Regions from separate parts of the Mus musculus genome. Here region 2 is linked to region 1. The links are chromatin contacts, found by Hi-C in ENCODE. All regions are on one chromosome and are shown on one strand. The core of a region is the stretch at or near the end of the contact, and the rest is flanking DNA. Distances in the headings are between cores, read along the strand shown.

Region 1 (6,108 bases), core at 1,993-4,492:
CTAGAGTACTTGCCTGCCATGTACAGAAAGCCCTGATGCCCATGTGGATATACCCAGACACACACAGGACTTAAGGGATGACCGAATAGTAGAGTGCTTAGGTCCTGGTTCACGTCACGCACATGCATGAGCGCGTGCCCGCCTGTGTGTGTATGTTTGTGTGTGTGTGTGCTCACGCGCATGTTTCCTAGAAAGATGATTGCTGGGTCAGAGTATAAATGTATGTTATTATTATTATTATTATTTTTGTTTTTCAAGACAGGGTTTCTCTGTATAGCCCTGGCTGTCCACCTGCCTCTGCCTCCCAAGTGCTGGAATTAAAGGCGTGCGCTGCCGCTGCCACCACCACCCAGCATGTTTTATTATAGCCTTTAAAGTTTTTATTTATGTGTATGGGTGTATTGCCTGCATGTATGTCTGTGTGTCATGTCCATGCTTGGTGCTCAAGGAGGCCAGAAGAAAGCTTCAGGTCTGTGGGATGTTAGTAATGACTGTCATGTTGATGCTGGGAATTGAACCTAGGTCCTCTGGAAGAGAAGCCCATGCTCTTAACCAAAGGTAACTTTTAGCTCCTTGTTCTAATTATTTAAGGACTGTGTAAACAGTTTTCTAGAGTGACTATATTTGTTTGTTTTGTTTGGTTGGTTTTTTGTTTGTTTTGAGGTATGTGTGTGTGTGTGTGTGTGTGTGTCTGTCTATCTATCTCTGACTGTCCTGGAATTCACTCTGGTAGACCATGCTGGCCTGGAACTGGGAGATCCACCAGCCTCCGCCTCCCGAGTGCTAGGATTAAAGGCGTGCGCCACCATCCCCAGCTATCATTTGTATTCTTACTAGCTAGTCTATGACAGTTGTTGTAGGTGTACTGCTTTGCCAGTGTTTCATAGTCTTCCCTCTCTCCTGTCTGTTTAGAGGTAGGTCTTACTGTGTAGGCCAAGCTTCCTTGAATTTGTCATCCTCCTGCCTTAGCTCCTAAGTGCTGGGATTATAGACGTGTAACTATGTTCTTTATATGTTCTGGATATTGACTCATATATATATATATATATATATATATACACACACACACACACACACACACACACACACACACATATATATGTGTATATATGTGATTTATAAAATTTCTCCCACTCTGGAGCCAAGCCACCTGTGATTTCAAGGCCAGCCTGGTCTACAGAGCAAATTCTGAGACAGCTAAGGCTACACAGAGAAAAAAGCCAAAAAGCCAAAAAAAAAAAAAAAGTCTGTAGTTTTATCGTTTGCCCTGTGGATTTCTTTGTGTAGAAGCTTCGCTTTAATATAGTGCTAATTCTCTATGTTAACGTGTGTTTGCTGAACTCTTTGGTGGCATATCAAAGAACCATTAGCAAGTCCCGTATCGCGAAGCTTCTGCCGCCCCTCCTCCTAAGGCTTGCCCCTCAGCACTTCTGCATTCTTGCCTATTTTGTTTACTGGTTGAAACCAATTATGAGGAAAAGAATGTTGACTGTTGCCTCTCTGCTTGTGATAAGTTTTTGCTTCGTGTGTTTAGAGGCTCTGTTAGTAGTTGTATGCACGTTTGGGATTGCTCTGTTGGGCCTTTTGTGTAATGTAAATTCCCTTTTCTTCATGGCAGCTTTCAGGGTGAGGTTTTCTTTGTCTGACGTTAAGAGTCACTGCAGCTTTCTGAGGACTCTCGTCTGTATAAATGCTAACATCTGGTCTGTTTATTGTTGTAAACACCACAGTTTCGTAGTTCCCTTTTGCTTTCCGCAGAAACCGTGTCATAGGGAGCTAAAATTCTGTACTTACCTATCAGGCATATTTTAAAGAAGAAGGTTATGAATTACTGGGTGTTTTTATTTGTATTTATTGTGGGTGTTTTTTTTTTTTTTAGATTTATTTATTTTATTATATGTAAGTACCATAGCTGTCTTCAGACACTTCAGAAGAAGGCATCAGATCTCATTACGGATGGTTGTGAGCCACCATGTGGTTGCTGGGAATTGAACTCAGGACCTTCAGAAGAGCAGTTAGTGCTCTTAACCACTGAGCCATCTCGCCAGCCCCTTGTTTTTTGTTTTTTGAGACAGGTTTACTAAGTAGCCCTGACTGGCCTAGAACTCGTGTGTAGACCAGGCTGGCCTCAGGCTTATGGCTTTCTGTCTGTCTCTGCCTCCCTGAGTGCTGTGCCACCAAGCTTGGCTCCTGTTCTCTTTTTGAGACATGGCCACATGTAGCCTAGACTGGGCTCTCCATGTGCCTTGAGAGTTGTACATGCAGTGTCTGAGTGCCCACACACAGAATGAGTAAGTTAAAAAGGAAGCCACGTCTGAGGACTGGCTGTGACTGACAGGGAGAGAAGCATCATCTATCTGAGAGCTGTGGGCATCCACCTGCTCAGTGCCTCTGCTCAGGTTTGGGGAGTAAGAAACGAGGGACAGCTGCGTCCTTGTCATTGTCCTTGTCCACGAGTGTGAAGACCCCTGCCCCCTGCCTGGATTGTGCACCTGCTCCTCTGCTCTGGGTCTGCGGCAACTTTAGGTCTAACCTGGGAACACTGGAGGGAAAACAGGTTCCTGCCTCTCGGGTGGGCTTCCCCATCCTCCTCTTAAAGCTTCCAGAGGCCTGCTCTGAAAACCTGGCCCAGGCGGCAGTCATGGGAGGCAGACTGGAGACAGGCCTGCTTCATGAACTGAACTGGAATGTCAAAAGTTGTGATACTTGGATGCTGTTTAATTTGTTTTTATTGTGTGTAACTGACAGTCTGTTGGCTTGCTTTGCTCTGTGGCGTTGTGATTTTCATGTTCTATTTTTATAATAAGCAAATGTTTACATCACTCTTGGATGGGTGTGGCTGTGCTAGGAATCCCAGAAAGGAACCCATCCTAATAAGGAGGAGCTTATTGTTCATATCTGCACGGTAATGAATGGGCTTCCATGGAGGGTGTGAGCACAAGCTTTCTAGAAAAGAGTGGTGACCACTCATTCAGTCCAAAACCAATCTTTTGTTTCTGCTTTCTTCCCCTCTGACGCATGTCCCTGGATCACCAGGTCGGTTTTCACTTGGCTGCTCTGCCCTCCCTGTCACCTACTCCTGCTGCTGAATCTTTGAACCTTTGGCCCATGCAGGCTAGAGTTCACTGGCTCCCGGGAGGCTGCCGCAGGGCCAGGGTAATTATAAATCCTCCTGTTGGGTGCTGTTTCAAATCTCCAATCTATAAATAGCACAGGCGACGGGCCAGTTCTGCAGGTTTTCTCTAATGGGTTTTAGAAATGTATGTAGCTTCCCCTGGGCCTGTGCTTTGGGCTGACACGGGACATTAATTATAGCTTGTTAGAGATGTCCTGTTACCTGTGGACATGGTTTCGTGGTTGGGTCAGGGATGCTTTTCTGGTTGCTGGGTTAGTCATTGCTCAGCCGTCTTACTACACATTCAGGGCTAGAGCAGGGAACCAGCTTTACATAAGTCCAGGAATAGGGCACAGGTGACGGCTCCTGTCGCAAGGTAGCAGGTGACTGGAGAGGAGCCAAGTCCCAGGGGTGTGTGCTGAGTGCTTTGAGGAGAGGCCTGGAGCAACAGAGGGGATTAGGGGATGGTTCCCAGAGGATCTCTCAACTTTGTAGCTCCTTGTTATAAACTTATTTGTTAAGGAAGTCTTACAAGCAATACCAATTCAATTAAAAAAAAAAGAAAAAAGAAAAAAAAGAAAAATCCAGTAAGGCAGAAGAAGATTTCTTCTCTCTCTCTCTCTCTCTCTCTCTCTCTCTCTCTCTCTCTCTCTCTCTGTTTTAAGAAGAAGATTTCTAATCTGAATGAGCAGCCTGCCGTGTGTGATCCTTTTGTCTGTGTGTTTGGATATACTGGGGATGGAACCCTGCGCCTCGGTGCATGCTTGCTGTGCATCCCACCGCCATTTCCCTCAGTTTCCGCTGAGCCCTGTCAATCATTAACGCTGCTTCCACATGGCTTTGCTTTCCCCAGAACATCACCGTCAATACCATCATATCACATGGAGCCTTTTGATTCCTGCCTTATGCACTTACTATGGATTAACACTAATCCTTGTTACAGGTGTTGGGGATCCGTTCCTCTTCCCTGCCGAGCAGACATCTGTTTGATGGACTTCCGGTTGCTCGCTTACCTACTTACTGAAGGACATTTGGGTTGTTATTAGATCTGGGAGGTCATGAATCGAGTCAGCGTGAATACTGTATTCTCTGGGGTAATAGTGGGGCGTGAGACTGCCAGGCCATATGCTATGCGTGTGTCTAACTTTATAGGAAACTGCCAGGCCGATTCAGAGCTGCCCCATCGCCCGCTTTCCAGTTGACTCACAGCACCTGGAGTCCTGGCCATCGCTTGGCAGTTGTAGATTGGAGCCATGGAGTTAATCGGTTCGAAGTGTCAGTGGCTTGAACTTGCCTTTCCCTCGTGGCCAGTGGTGGCAGTGCTGTGCTTGTTTGTCACCGGTGTTTCTCGTCAAGTGTTGGGTTTTGTATTTGGAGTGGGGACATGTGCCCCTGAATCTGAGGCAGCTTGTGAGAGTCTCTCCTTCTACCACGAGGGGGCAGGAATCGAATGTGAGTCATCAGGCTTGGTGGCACCCCCCATACTCACTTGAATCATCTTACCAGTTCTCAACATTCTACTCTAAAGTGAACTTTGTGAAACAGCCAACTAACACACACTAATGGAAGAGTGAAACCCATGTCCAGATGCCCTCACCTTGCTCTGACCGCCCCACACCCCACTCTGTCCCCTCACTTTGCTCTGGCAGTCCCACACCCAACTCTCTGTCCCCTCACCTTGCTCTGGCAGTTTCATACTCTGTCCCAGCCCTTCTTGCCCTTTTTTGTTATAACTTATTTAAAACTATATTTTAGCTTTAAAAAATTTATTCATAGCCGGGCGTGGTGGCGTACGCCTTTAATCCCAGCACTTGGGAGGCAGAGGCAGGCGGATTTCTGAGTTCAAGGCCAGCCTGGTCTACAAAGTGAGTTCCAGGACAGCCAAGGCTATACAGAGAAACCCTGTCTCGGAAAAAAAATTTTTTTATTCACTTTACATCCCAGTATCACCCACCCCCCATTTCTTCCCAGTACCTCCTTATTCAGATCCTCCACACATTGGGAGTCCCCTCTGGTCCCCCACCACACACAAATATCAAATCACTGCAGAATTAGGTGCCCACCGAGAACTCTCCCACCAAGACCAGACAAGGTGGCTCAGTTAGGGGAATGGGATCTACAGGCAGACAGCTGATTCAGGGACAGCCCCCAATCTAGTTGTTGGGGGACCTGCATGAAGACCAAACTGCACATCTGCTATATTTGTGTGAGGCCCTAGGTCCAGACTGTGTATTTCAGCTTTTAAAAGTATATTTTATAAGTGTTTTGTCTGCGTAACATGTATGTGTACTATATGTGTGCCTAATTCCTGCAGAAGTCAGAAGAGGCTGGAAAAGGAGTTACAGACAGTTCAAAGCCACATGTGGGTGCTGGGAACTGAACTGGGTCCTCTGCAAAAGCTCTTAAGCACTGAGCTAGCTATTTATCTCAGATACCATAACACTATAAATAAATACTAAGTGGACATCTCTTACCAGTTGAGACCTTTCAACAGCTGCAATATCTGTAGCACATTTAAGTTCTAATTTCTTGATGTCATCTGCTATCTAACATAAACCCACTTTGTACCAGTAGCCTCAAAAATACCTTTTGCTTTGTTTGAATTAGGATCTAAACAAGACCCACTCATTGTATTGTCTGTTCTTTAAAAGAATTATTTTGACTGGGTGTGGAAACACATGCCTTTTTTTTTTTTTAAAGATTTTATTTATTGTTATATGTAAGTACCCTGTAGCTGTCTTTAGACTCACCAGAGGAGGGCATCAGATCTCATTATGGATGGTTGTGAGCCACCATGTCATTGCTGGGATTTGAACTCAGGACCTCCAGAAGAGCAGTCATTGCTCTTAACCGCTGAGCCATCTCTCCAGCCCCCAGCACAGGCTTTTTTTTTTTTTTTTTTTTTTTTTTAAAGATTTATTTATTGTTATATGTAGGTACACTGTAGCTGTCTTCAGACACACCAGAAGAGGGCATCGGAGCATCAGATATCA
Region 2 (6,447 bases), core at 2,258-4,757, about 21 Mb before region 1:
ACGGGGAGGACATGCTAGCCATGCAGGTCTCTGTGGGTACACCTATCCAAGACACAGCGTGAAAACTCATGGTGGGACACTCCCATGATGCCAGTCCTTGGGACAGGAAGGCTGAAAGGTCAGGAAAGCAAGGTCATCCTTACTACCAGAGGGAGTTCGAGCTAGCCTGAGCTACACAACACCCTGTCTTTAAAAACCAAAAGAAAGTTGGTGCCCCTCTGCAGATGCCCAGTCAGCCCAGCATCCCAGCCTTCTGCTGGCAGAGCAGCAGGCCCTACTGTATGTCTGTCTGACAGACTGTCAGTGTCCTGGGGACACAGCCTTGGTGGCTCCCCAGCGACTGTCCTAGTGCTGATGATACATAGTGTGTCCCTCCAGGAGAGGGCTTGCAAAGCAAGCCACCGGACACCAAAATATCAGCATGTGACTCTGTCAAGTATTCCAGTCACTATTGAATGACACTTGGATTTGCAGTAGCCAAGTATCCAGGTTCCCACGTTCCCAACGCATTCCCGAGCCCTCGGTGTCTGTGATGGTTTGTATATACTGGGCCTAGGGAATGACACTATTAGAAGGTGTGGCCTTGTTGAAGTAGGTGTGTCACTGTGGGTGTGGGCTTTAAGACCCTCATCCTAGCTGTTTGGAAGTCAGTCTTCTCCTAGCTGCCTTGAGATGAAGACGTAGAACTCTCAGCATTCTCCTGCACCGTGCCTGCCTGGACTCTGCCATGCTCCCACCTTGATGGTGATAGACTGAACCTCTAAACCTGTAAGCCTGCCCCATTTAAATGTTGTCCTTTTTAAGAGTTGCCTTGGTCATGGTGTCTGTTCACAGCAGTAAAACCCTCTCTAAGTCACTGGTTGTGACATAGAGGCCATTTGTCTCTTCATCTCACACAGTGGACCACAGGGGCTGAGTCCTCACCTAGCTACCCTGCAGAAATAGGAACAGTAAGAATCCTGTCACCTCACTGTCTGGTCCAAATATGACCATATCAACTGCTCATTGTGTAACCTTCTGCAGGCTGCTTGGCTTCTGTGTGCCTCGGTTCCCCCTCAGTTGAGGGGGTGGTTAGAAGGACCCCATATACAAGGTTCTTGTTAGCATCTGTATAAACAGTTTAGAATAGGACATGGAACATAAAAGTGTGGTGAACTATTAGCTACAGGCCTGGGAAGATGGCTCAGCACGTAAAGTATTTGCTGTGCAAGTCCGAGAACCTGAGTTTGACCACCACCCCCCCCCAGCCCAGGTTAAAGTGCTGGGTGTGGTGGTGCATGTTTGCAGTCCCCGTGCTGGGAGGCAGAGTCAGGGGGGTCCCTGAAGTTCGCTGACCATGGAGCCAAATTGATGAGCTTCATGGTCAGGGAAAGAGTCAGCCTCAAAAATTAAAGATGGAGAGGCTGGAAAGCTGGCTGAGGCCGAGGGTGCAATAGGTACCACATAACCTTGATTGTGCCAACTGGATTAGAAAAGCAGGCTTTCTCAGCCATGTGTCGGACCTACAGAATGCAAGCGCAGGCTTTCTAAGGCCGCCACCTTCAAGATGTAAATGGGCCTCTGCTCCACAAGAGCACTTGATGCTCCTGCAGAAGCGCCCAGGATGCAGTTCCCAGCACCCACATGACACTCACCAGCATATCTAACTCCATTTTCAGGGGATCCCATGCCCATACCTGTCTTGCCCTGGCACCAGTCATGTGGGCGGTACATAGGCATAAATGCAGAAAACACACCTATACACGTAAGGTAAATAGATATAAAATGCATTTTTAAAAATTAAAGATGAAGGGCTGGAGAGATGGCTCAGCGTTTAAGAGCACTAACTGCTCTTCCAGAGGACCTGAGTTCAATTCCCAGCAACCTCATGGTGGCTCACAACCATCTGTAATGGGGATCCAATGCCCTCTTCTGGTGTATCTGAAGACAGCAACAGTGTACTCACATACATTAAATAAATAAATATTTTTTAAAAAATATTAAAGATGAAGAAAGACATGCAGTGTTGACCTTTGATCTCTACATGGTGTGGACACAGAAAAATGCATTCCCATTGGCAAGGACATATGTCAAGCTCACAAAAATACCACGCCATAGACAAAGCTGAGCAGGGTGGTACACACCTGTAACCCTAGCTCGCAGGAGGTAGAGAAACAGGAGGATATCTAGGGTTCTCCATCTAGGCAGCCTAGTCTAATTGGCAAGTTCCAAGTCTCAGTGAAAGAGACACGGAGAGACAGAGAGACAGAGAATGAATATGAATGAATGAATGAATGAATGAATGAATGAATGAATGAATCAGAAGTTTGTAGTTAACTCCTGAGATCTCACTCTGACTCCCCAAAGCCTGCCTCAGCCCTGAGCCTTGCCTCCCTCCAAGTTCATCCTTTCTCCTTTCTCTTTGTTCCAAACTGAGATGATGACTTTGGTGACAGGCAGTTAAATGACAGATTTCTGTTCCCTGTTACTTTATAACCACATATTTGGCCCATTACAGCTCTGGGGTAGCTGATGTGGTCATTTTGCTATCCTAGTGTCCCCTGTCTCTCTGTCACCCCCTGCCCAGAACCATGCTCACCACAGTATCAGAGCCCCACCAGCTTGGAGCACCCACCAGCTTGGAGCACCCACCAGCTTGGAGCACCCACCAGCTTGGCTTCAGAATTCAAACGGGAACAGAGGGAGCCCCAGAGGGACAGCTGTCCCTCCACCTTCTGCAAAGCTGGCAAGAGAACCACTAAAGAGCTGGGGATCCCTGTCGCAGAGAACACTGCGTTCTGGCCGCTGCGGCCGGCCGGTGGAAAGGCTCACAGCTTCACATCCTAAATGAGTCTGGCAAAACCTTATTGTCTTTTGGGACAAAAGACTTCCAATTATTTTGTAACCCAAATGCCACCAGTTAAGTAGCTGTCCTATTGTTCAAAGAGCATTCCCAAGTAGAGAGTAACTTGCTAAAAAATGATTCTTTCCAAATGCCTGTGTGTCACCCTCCTGGGGTCCTGACACTGTAAACCCCAACTGCTCCAGCCATGGCCTGTAAGTCTGGAGAGCCACAGGCCCATTGCCTACAGATTAAGACCAGACAAAGGAAAGTTTGTACCTGCCTAGGGACACACATACACACACACACACACACACACACACACACACACACACACACACACACACACACACACACACCATACCCTGCAGCCGGGCCTGTGGCTCCAAGATGCTAGGGAAGGGACAGACAGATGCTTGAAACCAAGCTAGGTGTCAAAGGGCCTCTTTGAACAGTCCAACAACTCCCTGGAAACCCTGGCTGAGAGGATGCTGGAAGAGAGAGTTCTCAGGGAGGAAGCTAACACTTCAACAAGGGAGCCTCAAACTGCTAGTCACTGCTCAGTTAAAATGACCCAGAGCAGCTGGAGGCTGTGCCGATAAAGATGGAGCATCGGTGGGGAGCTTTAAACTGGCCACGGAACTAGAGATCACTGGTGACAAGAAATAGACTTGGCTGTGTTCCCTGGCCAAAAGCTGGCCAAAGCCCAAAAGGTCAACTCACACTGCTCAGCACTGTCGGCTGCCTCTTACCTCAAATACCCAATCTGAGTTTGTGGCCACACAGAAGAGCCTTTACCTGACTACAAACTTAAAGCCAATATGAATATAAAGAGATTAATGATTTCTTCCTCAATTGCCCTGAGAAGGTGAACTACTTTTGCCAGAGGTTCTCTTTATCCTAGGCTGAGTGTCCATGCTACCACAATAAAGACCTCATAGGACCAGAGCAAAGTGGGATGCTGAGCTTGGTGGGAAGCAAGGACCGACAAGCTCCTGGCTGTCCGCTGGAGACACAAATGAAGCTCGCTGTGCTTCAGGGAAAAGGATGGCACGTTCATCTTAGGAGTTACTCAGTATGAACCCAAAGTAATAAGGAAGGTTGAGGCCATGTTTGAAAGCATACTGGGTTTACCTTGCTGTCAATGTTACAGCACAGAGCTGCTAGAGAGATGACTTAGCGGTTAAGAAGGCATATTTCAAGACGGGAGAGATGGCTCAGTGGTTAAGTGTGCTGGATGCTCCTCCAGAGGACCTGAGTTCAGTTCCCAGCATAGGCACAATTGCCCACAATTGTCTGTAACTCCAATCCCAGCGGAGCCAATGCCCTCCTCTGGACTCTGGGACTCATGTGCACATAACCCCCACACCACACACGTCTGTGTAATTTTGAAAAATCATAAATATTTGATATTACGAAACAGAAAGACTAAAAATAGCAAGCTTCTCTGCCATTGCCCATGCCTACAAACAAGCACACACACACACACACATCACCACCATCATCACCAGGGTGGAGAACTGTACTAGCTATTCGTAGTAGTAACTAGAATTAACCAAAACCCAAGATCCTGGTTACACCTGTGAGGACTGGATCATTTATCGTAGGTGGGAGGATCCACCTTTAATCTGGGCCACACCTGGGGGGGTGGCAGCCTGCATAAAGGACATGGAGGAAGGGATCTTCTGTTCTCTGCCTGCTTGCCCTTACTCTCACTGACAACTTCATTCCTTCACTGACTTTAGAGCCCACTGCTTTGGGATTCTGACACATACTGAAGGCACCAGAGACACCCAGCCTTGTGGACCGCATAACTACTGAGCCTTGGCCTTTCATCGGGAGACAGCCACTGTTGGACCAGTCAGACCACAGCCTGTAAGCCACTCTAATAAATCCATTTTTACAGAGAGATTCATTCTACTGATTCTGTCTCTCCAAAGAACCCTGAACAACACAGTAGCCAAAAGAAGGTTCTAGAACTGAAGCCATGACACTGTCCCACGCTTCTCTCTTTTCTCCCAGAAACGTCCACCAGGTGTGTAAGAGTGGAACCTGGAGAACCGTCGTTTGCTGACTCCCAACAGGATACTTTGAGAAGCACAAACTTGGGGTTTTGCTTTCCCTGGTCCTCTCCGAGGCTTCGATTCACTTCCTCCAGGATATTTTCAGTACTTTTTTACTAAGCTAACATACACACAACAAGATTTATCGTTCTTACCACGTATAAGAGCTGAGTTCAGTGGTGCTGGGTACATTCACACTGTTGTCCAGTCATCGCTACCATCCATCCACAGGAGTTTTTAAACATCTTCCCAGAATGAAACATGATCCCCGTCCAAGACTGGCACCCTCCTACTCCTCCTCTGGACCCTGGTGAACACCACTCTACTTTCTGTGTGTACAGGTTTATTAAATCATTAGGCAGAGCCCAAGCCTGTTCTAAAGCCGGAAGTCTGTCTGGAAGCCAGTTTTCCTAACATGAGACTTCTCCCAGTGAGACCATTATCCCAATGCTCTGATAGCCAAGGAAAAGGCACAGGTGTCTCTTTGGATTATCTTTGTTCCTCCAGGACAGTTACTAGGGTGGCCCAGGGTGTGATCTCAGGATCCCTTGGTCCCTGCCCAACCCTGACCAAGAGCTTCCCATTTTGACCCGCCTTTCTGGGTCCGGCTTCCTCCCCTTTTCAGACCTGAGGCAAGTGTCAGTCAAGGGTTACCAGCATGCAGCAGGTGTCAGTTCAAGGCTCCTTGAAAGAGCCACCCCATGGTCAAGATTCTGCAAGAGTTACTGACTGATTAGAGCCTTGTGGTTCTGAAGAGTTGGAATGCTACAGATCAATAGCCCAAATCATCCTGGGTTACCGTTAATCCCCTTGATAGTTATCCACTGCCCACTCTGTCTGTGTCTGTTATCAGACAGCCTTTGAGACCTACACCAGAGACGTCCCTGCTGTGTTATAACCAACCCACCTGCAGTCCCTCCCCCTCCCACCCCCCACAGTGTCTGAGCAACACCTTGATGTACAACTTTTTTTGTTGTGTAGTTGTATGACTATAAACACTCGTGTAACCTCTTCCACAGCAGAACATATCCTTCAGGGCAACCCAAATCCATGTTCCCGGGCCATGGCCACGCCTACTGAGCTCAGGATAAACTCTGGGATTCCTTATGGAGTGAGCGCTGCTTCACGTGAGCACAGGTACGCTCCAACATTTTACCAGGCAGCCTCTCTCTGCCGAGCTTTTAATTCTCGTAAATGGTTGTCTTTCTCTGTGCATGTGAAGTGCTACTCAGAAAATCCAGCCTCCATCTGAGCCCCCTCAAGAAAGCTGCTGGCTACAGATGGGTGTTTCTAATGAATCTTTTAACTGCTGCCCTAATGAAATATGGATGAACCAGAAGGAGGCCTCTCTGTTGCTCTTATCTCAAAACAACTCAGCAACTTGGGTTTCTGGCCATATGTTTACACAGCAAAGAGCAGCAAGCTCCCGCATCGGTGCGAACAAAAGAGCCTCTGCTCAAGTCATTCGCAAAGTCCTGGCTTTCTGTTTAACGCCACGTTTTATGCAGGAGCTCATTTCCGGGGCTCTCTAAAGTGTCCCCGCCCCTTTGTATGCCAACTTGG

The links. Hi-C counts contacts between places; a loop is a spot of excess contacts on that map.
Region 2: a map of T-helper 17 cell shows a loop between it and region 1 (26-fold over the local background). The contact joins two enhancer-like sites. A Hi-C loop is called at or near these places in 2 of 37 maps with a recorded cell type or tissue (T-helper 17 cell and regulatory T cell).

The regions. Positions count from the first base shown.
Region 1 is chr8:104,372,330-104,378,437 of GRCm38, reverse strand. All of the region lies in intron 1 of Cmtm4 (CKLF-like MARVEL transmembrane domain containing 4), which reads left to right. Among named protein-coding and RNA genes, the nearest start is that of Cmtm4, 20 kb to the left of the region's middle. Within about 2 kb of position 3,242, at least 1 of the 3 ENCODE cell types and tissues checked has a DNase peak (open chromatin) inside an H3K27ac peak, as active enhancers do.
Region 2 is chr8:125,080,957-125,087,403 of GRCm38, reverse strand. The region is part of intron 1 of Disc1 (disrupted in schizophrenia 1); the gene reads right to left. Among named protein-coding and RNA genes, the nearest start is that of Disc1, 30 kb to the right of the region's middle. RefSeq lists an enhancer at 2,484-4,040. Within about 2 kb of position 3,507, at least 1 of the 3 ENCODE cell types and tissues checked has a DNase peak (open chromatin) inside an H3K27ac peak, as active enhancers do.